Linked DNA regions of Homo sapiens: regions 2, 3 and 4 are each linked to region 1. Evidence: chromatin contacts called from ENCODE Hi-C or POLR2A ChIA-PET data. All regions are on one chromosome and are shown on one strand. The core of a region is the stretch at or near the end of the contact, and the rest is flanking DNA. Distances in the headings are between cores, read along the strand shown.

The links. A loop is a pair of places that touch in the nucleus more often than their neighbours do. ChIA-PET counts read pairs that join two places held with the same protein, here RNA polymerase II (POLR2A). Pooled maps may share reads with other maps.
Region 2: a map of GM12878 shows a loop between it and region 1 (3-fold over the local background). The contact joins the promoter of CAPS2 here to the enhancer-like site in region 1. A Hi-C loop is called at or near these places in 1 of 168 maps with a recorded cell type or tissue (GM12878), 8 of 37 single-sample maps with no recorded cell type and 10 of 50 pooled maps. POLR2A ChIA-PET finds 5 or more read pairs at or near these places in 1 of 52 experiments (activated T-cell).
Region 3: a loop to region 1 is called in a map with no recorded cell type, with 4 times the contacts of the local background. The contact joins the promoter of CSRP2 here to the enhancer-like site in region 1. A Hi-C loop is called at or near these places in 2 of 37 single-sample maps with no recorded cell type and 2 of 50 pooled maps.
Region 4: a loop to region 1 is called in a pooled map, with 5 times the contacts of the local background. The contact joins two enhancer-like sites. A Hi-C loop is called at or near these places in 12 of 37 single-sample maps with no recorded cell type and 11 of 50 pooled maps. POLR2A ChIA-PET finds 5 or more read pairs at or near these places in 1 of 52 experiments (activated T-cell).

The regions. Positions count from the first base shown.
Region 1 is chr12:76,157,598-76,160,192 of GRCh38, reverse strand. No RefSeq gene overlaps it. Among named protein-coding and RNA genes, the nearest start is that of NAP1L1, 74 kb to the right of the region's middle. Within about 2 kb of position 1,317, at least 10 of the 41 ENCODE cell types and tissues checked have a DNase peak (open chromatin) inside an H3K27ac peak, as active enhancers do; they include GM12878, where a contact is called at or near this core.
Region 2 is chr12:75,329,028-75,331,622 of GRCh38, reverse strand. CAPS2 (calcyphosine 2) reads left to right here and starts at 1,299. Exons shown (of 17, transcript NM_001355024.4): 1 at 1,299-1,756. RefSeq lists an enhancer at 1,343-1,392.
Region 3 is chr12:76,877,728-76,880,322 of GRCh38, reverse strand. CSRP2 (cysteine and glycine rich protein 2) reads left to right here and starts at 1,304. Exons shown (of 6, transcript NM_001321.3): 1 at 1,304-1,385. It overlaps LOC124902971 (a long non-coding RNA gene), which reads right to left and starts at 1,964. Exons shown (of 2, transcript XR_007063380.1): 1 at 1,673-1,964; 2 at 1-435. RefSeq lists silencers at 1,035-1,084, 1,115-1,544.
Region 4 is chr12:75,634,597-75,637,191 of GRCh38, reverse strand. The region is part of intron 8 of LOC105369844 (a long non-coding RNA gene); the gene reads left to right. Among named protein-coding and RNA genes, the nearest start is that of KRR1, 120 kb to the right of the region's middle. RefSeq lists a silencer at 1,149-1,443. Within about 2 kb of position 1,316, at least 5 of the 41 ENCODE cell types and tissues checked have a DNase peak (open chromatin) inside an H3K27ac peak, as active enhancers do.

The DNA of each region.
Region 1 (2,595 bases), core at 68-2,567:
TCAAGGCTTTGAATAGAACTGTCTATGCTCATCACATGCTTCCTTCTTGGAAGCACAGATTTCATTCAAGCTCTCTACATGTCTTCTAAGATTGCTTGGCAGACAGTTTAGGGATAACTTTATTTGAATTTATATGCCTTTGGAAAATTATAGGAAATAGATATTAAGCTCCAAGGAAGTAGCATAGGAAATCATAAGAGGCTTCCTGAGGGAGGTGACATTTAATCTGAGTGTCAAAGGGTGAACAGCAATTTGTGAAGTGTAGTAGGAGGAGGGGGATGAAGGATGGAAGGATCGTTGTAGACCAAGGAGACAGCACATGCAAGACATGAAAGAGAATGACGTGTTTGTGGACCAGAAAAGAATTTGGTATCATTTAGGAAGAATGGAGGGACAGGAGACGGGAAAGGAGTTAAAGCTCCAATGTTTGTAACTTTGTCCCATGCTATACACTGTGTTTGTAGATACAATATAACAGATGCCAAACATTGTTCATTGCATCAGACCATAAAAATGTATAATACAGTCTTAAAGTTTTAAATGGCCTTTTTAAAATATGCTTTACAGCAACAGCTTAATTAAAAAGATAATGGTGCCTATGTTACATACTGGAAGTCGGGAAGTAATCAACTTGAAATAAACCAGTCTTTGTAGAATTATCTCAAATTTTAAATTATTTCAGTATATCAAAATCCAAGCATGGATATAACATGTGTTATGCCAACTGCAGAGGACTCTCAAAACCTCTTCCCTTAAAATTATAGAATAGCTTGGTGCCAACATTAGCATCCCCACTGCGATGAATTTACAAGGAGATGAAGTTACATTTGGGGATATCGATATTATAAGGACACCTATCAATCTGATGAATAGCTACAGACAATGTCTGTAGCCTGTCATAGAACAGCCCTCTGGTTTGCCAAAGAACCACTTAAAATGCATAAATGCATTCTTTGTGCTAATGGAACAGATCTCTTTCGTGGTTTCAAAGGAGAAGAGAGAAGAAACAGAGAGTGGATGGTTCTTGTTTCACTTACGGCTTCCAAACCAAGACTACCAAATGAGAAAGACAGCTTGCTCTCTGAGCAGCACCAAGCCAGAAAGGAAGGTTCAGACCACTACCCACTCTCCCTTCTCACTTCTAAATTACACCATGAAAGTGGAGACAATGAGGTGTGCATTCCAACGCACAGGCCTGTGGTTGGCTCTGGGTATGAATTCAGCAGTGTAGACTGCGGCTGTGTTCAGTGGGTCACCACACTCCCATAACTGACCACTAGTAGGCGTGAAAACTGAGGCAACCCAAGATCCTGTGGTGGAACAGTTAGTTGCTGCTTTCAGATTCAGTTTCTGGCTAGAATGTCACAGCATGAATCACCTTGGAGCAGATTCCTGATGGCACGAGAGCTATAAATTGAATGGTACGACACTTCGTGGCTTTCACTGGCTCTGACATTAGCAGAAACAGCTGAGTAATCAGACAAAAGGCAGTGGAAGAGGAAAACGGAAGAGAATTAATATTGAGCAGCTTCCCTCTTCTGGGCATAAACTAAGAGTCTTCACATGCGTTATGGAGACAGCGTGGTTCTTACAATTTTGCATCTACCTCTTGCTAGCTATGTACACTTGGACAAGCTCCTTAACCTCTGTGAACCACAGTTTCCTCATATCTACCTCCTGAGGTTGTGTTGGGAGAAAAAGAGAATCCATGTTTACATGACACATATATATGGTATATATTACATAGAGTATGTATACACAACATAGTATATATAATATATACACATTATATATATATACACATACTATATATGATATATATAGTACACAACCTAAAACCTATATATAAATATACACACACACACACACATCATGTTGGTTTCTCCATAATTGTGTGAGCCAATTCATTAAAATAAATCTCTCTCTAGTATATAATACATGTATTTAATGAACAAGTTCCTTAACTATATATAGAATATATTTTTATTAGGTTCCTCATATTTTATATATATAGAGAGAGAGAAAGAGAGAGAGAGAGAGAAAGAGATGGAGAGAGATCTATTTTAAGAAATTGGCTCACACAATTGTGGAGGCTAGAAAATCCAAAATCTGCAGGGTAGGCTGACAGGCTGGAGACCTAGGAAAGAGTTGTTGCAGTTGCGAGTCCGAATGCAGTCTAGCAGCAGATTCCCTTCTTCCTCGAGAGACCGCAGTCTTTTTCTACTAAGGCCTTTCCACTGATTGGATGAGGCCCACTGACATAATAGAGGGAATGGAGGGGGAATCTGCTTTACTCAAAGTTTGCTGATTTTGTGTGTGTGTGTGTGTGTGTGTGGTGGAGTCTCGCTCTGTCACCCAGGCTGGAGTGCAGTGATGTGATCTTGGCTCACTGCAGCCTCCGCCTCTCAGGTTCAAGCAATCTCCCACCTCAGCCTCCCAAGTAGCTGAGGCTAAGGGAGCCCACCAGTCTGGCTAATTTTTTAATTTTTTGTAGAGATGGGATCTCACTTTGTTGCCCAGACTTGTCTCGAATTCCTGGCCTCAACCAATTCTCTCACTTCGGCCTCCTTAAGTGCTGGGATTACAAACATGAGC
Region 2 (2,595 bases), core at 50-2,549, 830 kb after region 1:
CACTGCACTCCAGCCTGGGCGACAGAGCGAGACTCCGTCTCAAAAAAAAAAAAAAGTTAAATTTAGCTTTCTGTTTTATTTTTATGTGTGTTTTCTGCTATTTATTTTTGCTTTTCTTTCTATGTGGGGGTAATGGATAGATGAATTTTATGGAGTGCAGCAGAAAAATACAGAGTGATTACATTATACCTCATTTCCTTCACTATTTTTATACTTTAAAAATTTATTTGTATTTTTACTCCCAAATTTGCACCAGGAAATACTGGAAATATTCACGTTTTGATACATACATTCTGAGGGGAGCTAATTTTGAAAAGTTACTGCAGATTAGAAAAACATGATTATGAAAGAACTGGATTAACTTTCATAAACTCTTACTTCTAATTTGAATATCTGACTCTTGGCTGTGTAATTTAGGAAAGTTAGTGCATATTAGAGTGGAGTGGATCCTTGGAATTATCTCAAACCAGCTTTTTCCCTTTATAGATGAGGAGTTGATGCCAAGATATTGTGTACAGAGCATACATAAAAATATTTAGGCCGGGCATGGTGGCTCATGCCTGTAAATCACAGCACTCTGGGAGTCTGAGGCAGGGTATCACCTGAGGTCAGGAGTTCGAGACCAGCCTGCCCAACATGGTGAAACCCCCTCTATATAAAGATACAAAATATTAACCGGGCGTGGTGGTGGGCGCATGTAATCCCAACTACTTGGGAGGCTGGGGCAGGAGAATCGCTTGAACCTGGGAGGCAGAGGTTGCAGTGAGTCGAGATTGTGCCATTGCACTCCAGCCTGGGCAACAAGAAGGAAACTCCGTCTCAAAAAAAAAAAAAGGCAAAGAATAAAATGCAGGTTTCTTGATTTCTAGGCCTTTGCCCTTTCCACACATCATTTTAAATTTTAATTATATATACACACACAAATACACATACATATATATGCAATTATTCATGTAATCATCTATATGTACATAGTCACACAAATTTAAAGTAATATCCATGTCTAATATCTATGTATCTCTATATAATATATTACAGTCTTTAAAAAAAATAAGTGCAAGCTCCTTGAGAGCAGATATTGTAGCATATGCTTAAATTTCTTCTCCTCAAAACGTCATTCTGGGCTCTGTGCACAGACAGGTGCCTTATGAAATATGTTAAACAGAATTCAATTAGACAAAGAATTACACAACAACCGCCGTGGATCCGGGCCGGGCTTTGGCCCTTTCCCTGCTCAGGAGAAGCGCGGGTGAGTGAGTCCGCTCCGGCTCCTCGCCGGGGTTTAGGGGCGCCGCGGAGCCGGTTCCCTGGGAGGCTGCGGCGGCTGTAGCTGAGGTTTCACCCCTTTGGGTTTTCCAGCCAGCAAGTACTTCTGAGAGCGTGGCGGGGTCTCCGGCCACAAGCTCAGTTCCGGTCAGCCAGGCAGCGGAACTGAGGAGGCAGATTGGCGGGGGCGGGAGGTGGCGTAGAACGAACAAGGGACTTGGGCCGACGACCTTTTCGTCCCTGGAGGTCAGAGTGTAATCAGAAGCCCTGCGCTGCGGCGCCTGTTGCCGGGCAACCTGCAGACGCGGGCCTGGACTGTCTAGACTGTCCTGTCTAAAGCTTTCTGAATGCGGTTTTTGGAGGAATCGCGCTAGTTTATACCTTTTCCAACTCTTCTAACTCTGGACCTCTTCTTACCGAGCTTGTTAGGTGAAATCAGGCTGACTGTCTCTTGTGCCCCTCGCCTGTCCTGTCCAGGAATCCCAGTTAGGTAGGGGATGGGGAATTCCTTCTGCTACACTGCAGGTGCTCTGAATTATAATATAATTTGGGAGCAGGGGGAGTGATGGGGTGAAAGGAGATATTACCCTGTTTTGCTTGAAATTAGGAATGACCTAAGTTTCAATTCAGATATCTGGGTCTGTAGTCGTCTGGGATCAACATAGACTTGGTCCCTACCTTCATGTAGCTTAAATACTAAATTGTATTTACATCTCTTTCTTTTTTTCTTATTTATGGGCTGAATTAAATCAGTTTATTTTTTGCTTTTCATTTTTTTCTGATTTGATATAAGTAACATAATAGCCAGTAATATTACTACCGAGAGAAGTGATAATAATTGGAAGTGGAAATAGTCATCCTTAAAAAAAAATGAGGGAAATGGGAAGTGTGTTCAGTTATTTTTGGTAGCACTAAAGACATTAGCCAACAGTATTTATTATATGCTAGCAATATCATCTCATGACATGCAGCCATTTAAGTGGGGACAGAAGCCATTTAGAAGTGCTTTCCCTTCCTTTTGCTACTCCCTATCTCCAACATAGCCCAGCTGGATATTCAGTGCTTAATGACAAAGACAACCCTTGGCATAGGTTTCAAAGATTCACTCACAGCCAGTTGTTTGCTGATTCTTGTGCCACCAAGTTTAGGTTTCTAATTTTTTAGTCCCTACAGCTCATTCCCCTCGAATTCTTCTATTACCTTTACCAGTGAGGATGTAGTACTGAAAAGAGATCTGAAACCCACGTGTGAATTCGGGTCTGCAATAACTGGCAAACATTTAGCGAAGTACAGTTCACTTTTCTGGATCTCAGCTGGCTCGGTTTGAAG
Region 3 (2,595 bases), core at 55-2,554, 720 kb before region 1:
ACAGTACTTGGTGGACAGAGAACAAGGCAGCTATAATGAGTTTATCCTGGATTGGCCCCAGCATATAAAATAAAACAATAATAATATTATAAGTCGGTTCTGTACGTTGTCATGCGGATATGTGCTCCCTGCCCTCTCCCCAAGAGGGCATTTGGCAATGTCCAGAGACTTTTTGATTGTCACAACGTCGGGGGCAGGTTGCAACTGGCATCTAGTGGGTGGAGGCCTCCTACAATGCACAGGACAGCCCCCTACAATAAAGAATTATCCAGCCCAAGATGTCAATGGTGTGGAGGATGAGAAACTCTGGACCAGAGGAGGCAATAGCATTTATGGCATGAGGGGGTTTTGGTCACTGACTTTTTTGAACTCCCCACTCCGCAAGTATCAGTTCTCCGGGATCATTGCTTCTGGCAGGAGAGGTCATGAGGAGGCCTAGAATATGAACCAGATAGAGATTGCATTGTTTATTTTCCTTTTCATCTAAAACAATAAATCATCCTGTAGCTTAGGCATTAGGTCCCTTCGGATGTCACGGTATCCTTGTGCTTTTCTGACATCAACACATATAAATACAGGGCCTGTGGCGCCCGGGGTTTCTGCCTGGGTTTAGGTTTCTTCCCCCTCAGCATCGCGTGCTGTGCCCTGGTGGAGGGGAAGAGCGAAACACTTTGGGAATGGGGCGTTTTCGTAACGTCATTTATTTAGTCTAGATGAATTTTGCTCTTTAAGAATAAGAAGTTGTGGATTCCCAGAAGCTGGAAATCGGACGAGAGAATATGCGTTAACTAGGGAAGTTAATCACGTTGAGTTTACTGACAAGGACAAGGCAAGGGGGAGGTGGCGGAAAGCCCCGTTTGGCTGACTTTCTACTGCTGGAGCCTCCCGGCCCATGACTGTCTCCGCGAAGAGGGGGATCGGCGCTCGCGGTGGACAGGTCCGACGCAGGGCGGCGGGGGCCACTTTCCAGCGGGACCGTCCCGCCGCCGGGCCTCCCTGGAGGGGAAGGAAGTCCCTCTCCAAGTCCCAGTGGCTTTTGGAACTGCCGGGTCCCTTTGGGAGGGAGCGGTCCCGGGACGTGGGAAGATGCCGGGCGGGCGGGAAGCTGCAGGAAGAGGCGGGCCTCCTGCCTTTTGTCTCCTGGTGGCTAGCCCGGAGCGGGCAGAGGGCAGCCCGCCCGCTACACGCCCCAGCCCGGCAAGCGGCTCCGGGAATCCGGCGGGCGGGGCTGGGAGGAGGGCGGGGCGGACACAGGCCGCGCCCACCGAGCGCTCTTTAAAAGGCACCGGCGCGCGCTTCGCCTGGGATCTCGGACTCCCTGGACCCTCCCTCCAGCCCAGCCTCGCTAGCTCCGCCTGCGGTACGTGCTCCCGCCTCCGACTCAAGTGAGTAGGGGCGGTGGGGCGGTTCCGCGGCGCCGCCAACCCCGGGGCGGGAGTTGCAGGGGGTTTCCACCGCCTCCCGGGGTCGTGCTGTCGCCCGGCCGGCGCGCCCCGGTCTCCTCCGACATCCCCATCCCGGTCCGCATTTGTGCCCCTGCCAGCCTTCTCATCCCTGCGCCCCAGATTTTCTCTCTCTTATCCCCCAAACACACCTGCCCTTGTCCCCGAGGCCGTCCAGGCCATGCCCTGGGATCCCAGGCCCGCGGGGCAGGTAAATAATCTTATATGACCTTTAATTTCTCCATACTGGTTTCTCTGGGAGAGAGGCGGGTTGTGAGTTTCGCGTTTCTGCTAATCCGCCTCTTAGCAGCCGTCGGTCCCCTCGTCCAGCGGCAGGCTCTCTCTGGGGTGGGGGTCGGAGTCTCAGGGCCCCCTCTGCCCGGAGTGTGGTGAGCACCGAGGGCGACCTTACTGGGTTCTGTCCCCTAGGGGTGGAATGGGGCTTCTACATCCCCCCGAGCCCAGGGTACTGCTCCTGCCGCCGTACCGGGCTCCTGGCATCCCCATTGTTTGGTGGTGTCTGCCCACCCAGCACCGAACCCCTCTATGTTGAAGGAACAGCAGGGAATGTCAATCACTTACTCCTAGCTTTTTCCAGAACTTTCTACGATTCAGGTACAAAGAAGAATGCAAGAATGCTTGGTTGTGAAATTATGCGACAGGTCCTGCGAATCACATTCTGGGTTCTCCAGAGCCAGATTCAGGAGCTCCACGTAGGCACCCCCTGGGGGCGGGGGCGGGCTTTCTAAACCGGCGGATCCCTTTCCCCCTTCTAAGCCAGGACATTTGTTAAACGATTTTTACTTAAATGGCTACCCAAAATGTTTAACCTGTTTTATTTGCAGTCTGCAAACCAAGCACATTTTCCCTTTATAAATGCTTTTCGGTACAGAATTTTTTTTGGGGGGTGGGGGGGTGGGGCGGGGGCAGTTAGTAATTTTTTAACCCGGGCAGCGAAAATCGTCGTATTTAGTTCTTGACTTTTCCAATTAACCTGTTTTAAAACTCTCCTCATAAAATGCCAAGAATTCAAATAGGACAGCCACAAAGTTGGCTGTACTTTGACTCACGTTTTTCAAGAAAGAATTGGGTGATAGATTTTGAAAGGGAGAATCTAACATAGTTTCAGAACTGCATGCCAAGCTACAAAGAA
Region 4 (2,595 bases), core at 67-2,566, 520 kb after region 1:
TTCTAGTTTTGAAAATAGAAAGAAGGCAGCTTCAAGCCAAGGAATATGCATGATCTCTAGAAGTTGGAAAAGGCAAGGAAATAGATCCTACCTAGACCCTACAGAAAGGAATACAACAATGCAGTCCTGCTGGTGCCTTGATTTTAGCTGATGCCTTGATTTTAGCCAATATCTTGATTTTAACCTGATGAGACCTGCCAGACTTCTGGTTTGCAGAACATTAGATGATAAATTTATATTGTTCTAAGCCATTATGTTTGTGACAATTTGTTACAGCAGTAATAGGAAACAAATACAGGGACGTAGGCATTTTACTTTAGTTAATTGGAATACGCCAATAAAGACATCTCCCCTTAAGAGGAGAGAGTCAAGAAAACAAACAATTTCAAAGTGCACTTAATTGAAGGGTGGAAGTGTGTGGGTGTGGCGGGGGGTGCAGGGAATGTTGGAAGTAAGAAAAGCAGGGAGAGCAAAAAGATTTCCAGGAGGAAGAGTAGTCTAGATAAAAGCCTGGAAGTAAAAGAGAACTTTAAAAATTTATGTAAGTCATTCTAATTAACAAGAAGACAGAATTTGAGAACGATGATGCTTGAGAGTTGAACAAGGCTAAGATCACGAAGGGTCTGGTAAATCCACCAGGAGCTTAGACTTTCTACAGATGACAATGGGGAGACCTTAAAGGGTTAGGAAATGAACAGACATGGCTAGATCCATTCTAGATGGAGTCTGATTTCAATGTGAATGATGTATTAAGAGGGGATGGATCTGGAAGCAGAAAGGCCAATCAGGAGTTTGCCACAGAACCTTGGGCAAGTGATGGTAGGAATCTGGCATAGCACAATGATAGTAAGAGTGAAAAGTAGATGGATTTCAGAAATATAGAGTAGAGCCTATAGACTAGATAGATGCCTTTGGCTTGGGCAACAGTGTGAAAGGTGATGTGATTCATCCAGCTAGAAATACAGGATGAGAAGGAGGTAGGTGTAAGGAGAAAGAGTGGGGAAATAATGTGTTTATGGTTTTACTTTATCATCACAATCATCATCATCATTGTAACAATACTTACAACAGTACGATATCAGCTGAAATTATACTGTCATGTATGTATCTGTTTATGTGGTCACTGTCAGCAAACTTCACAAGGGCAAAGGACATCATCTTATTCACTAGAACCTGGGAACGCTGCACACAAGTTCCTTCACCCAATAACATTAGAGGTTCTATTTTGTACCCAAGTAAAACTGAGACCTCTCTGAGAATTGCCTGGTGGTTAGCTGGGGCAGGGAGAGAAGGCTTACTCACACTCAGCAGGAAGAAGGTCATTCTGTGGTCATAACTCAGTAAACTTCAAAGTGCTGTTTGAAAAGGTTGCTGATGGAATACGTTTTAAAAGGATTACTGTATGTATGCAGTAAAACATGAAGGGGATGTTTTGTTGATTTCAACTTTTTTCTCAAACCGCTGAAAAGCAGCATTGTCTCATATGGTGGGGGGGCTGAATTTTCTCATCAATCTCTAGTGCCTAGAACAATACCTGGAACGTGGTTGGTGCTCAAGCGATATTTATTTATTTTTGTGTGAGCCAGGCACTGTTCTAAGGACATAAATTCTTACAGCACTATTTTGAGGTTTTAATTATTCCGACTTTAAGAATGAGAAAACAGGCTGAGAAATCCCACAATTCAAACTCAAATCTGGCTACAAAGCCCATTATTTTAATCATTCTATTACTCAATTTGTGGGACGTGTGGAACATCCAAGTGCTAATATCTGGTAGATAGTTGAAAATATGGGTCTGAGTTCAAGATAAAAATCTAGCCTATAGATACACTTTTCAAAACCATTGGCATTTAAATGTCATATGACAGTAAGTGGGTAAAATAATGTTACCAAGGCAGTGACTTTCAAACGTATTGACTACAGTCAGCAGTAGATTTTTTTTTTTTACAGAGACCTACAGAGACCTACTACACACACAGACACACACAGACATGCACACACACAGATCTCCTTTTACAATTCCTACCCCATTAAATGTGATAAATTCTGTTGCTTTCTATTCCATTTTCTTCTATGCAATTCTATTTCATTTAAAAATGCTACTTGCAACCCATGAGATTGGTGACATCAGCCATCAGTAGGTTGTCCTCTGCAGTTTGAAAAGCACTGCCTTTAGTAATTTGTGATAAAGAAGCCACGAACTGGCAACCCACTGACCATTTCTGTCATGGAGATGTATTCTCTTTAGCATGCTATTTCTGGCATGTAGATATGTTATCCTCGAGCAAATTTTTAAACATCAGAGATTTCAAATGAAAGCCTGAATTTCAGATTGTCTTGAGAAATGGAAAAAAATTTGCTAATGGTTATGTTGCCTATTGGCTGACATTGGCTGAAGCTGAGAAACAGCTGCTTCCTGTTTTCCATAGACACATCCACTCCTTCTTATCTCCCTGACATTGAATACCAGCTGCCATTTAAAATTATGCTTGTATTTGTTTTCTGTTGTGGTGGTTGTTGTTTTTCTAAGAGAAAAGGTATTTCTTTACTTTATCAAAGATGGAAAAAGTAAAGAGTAAGAGAGTCACATAATTT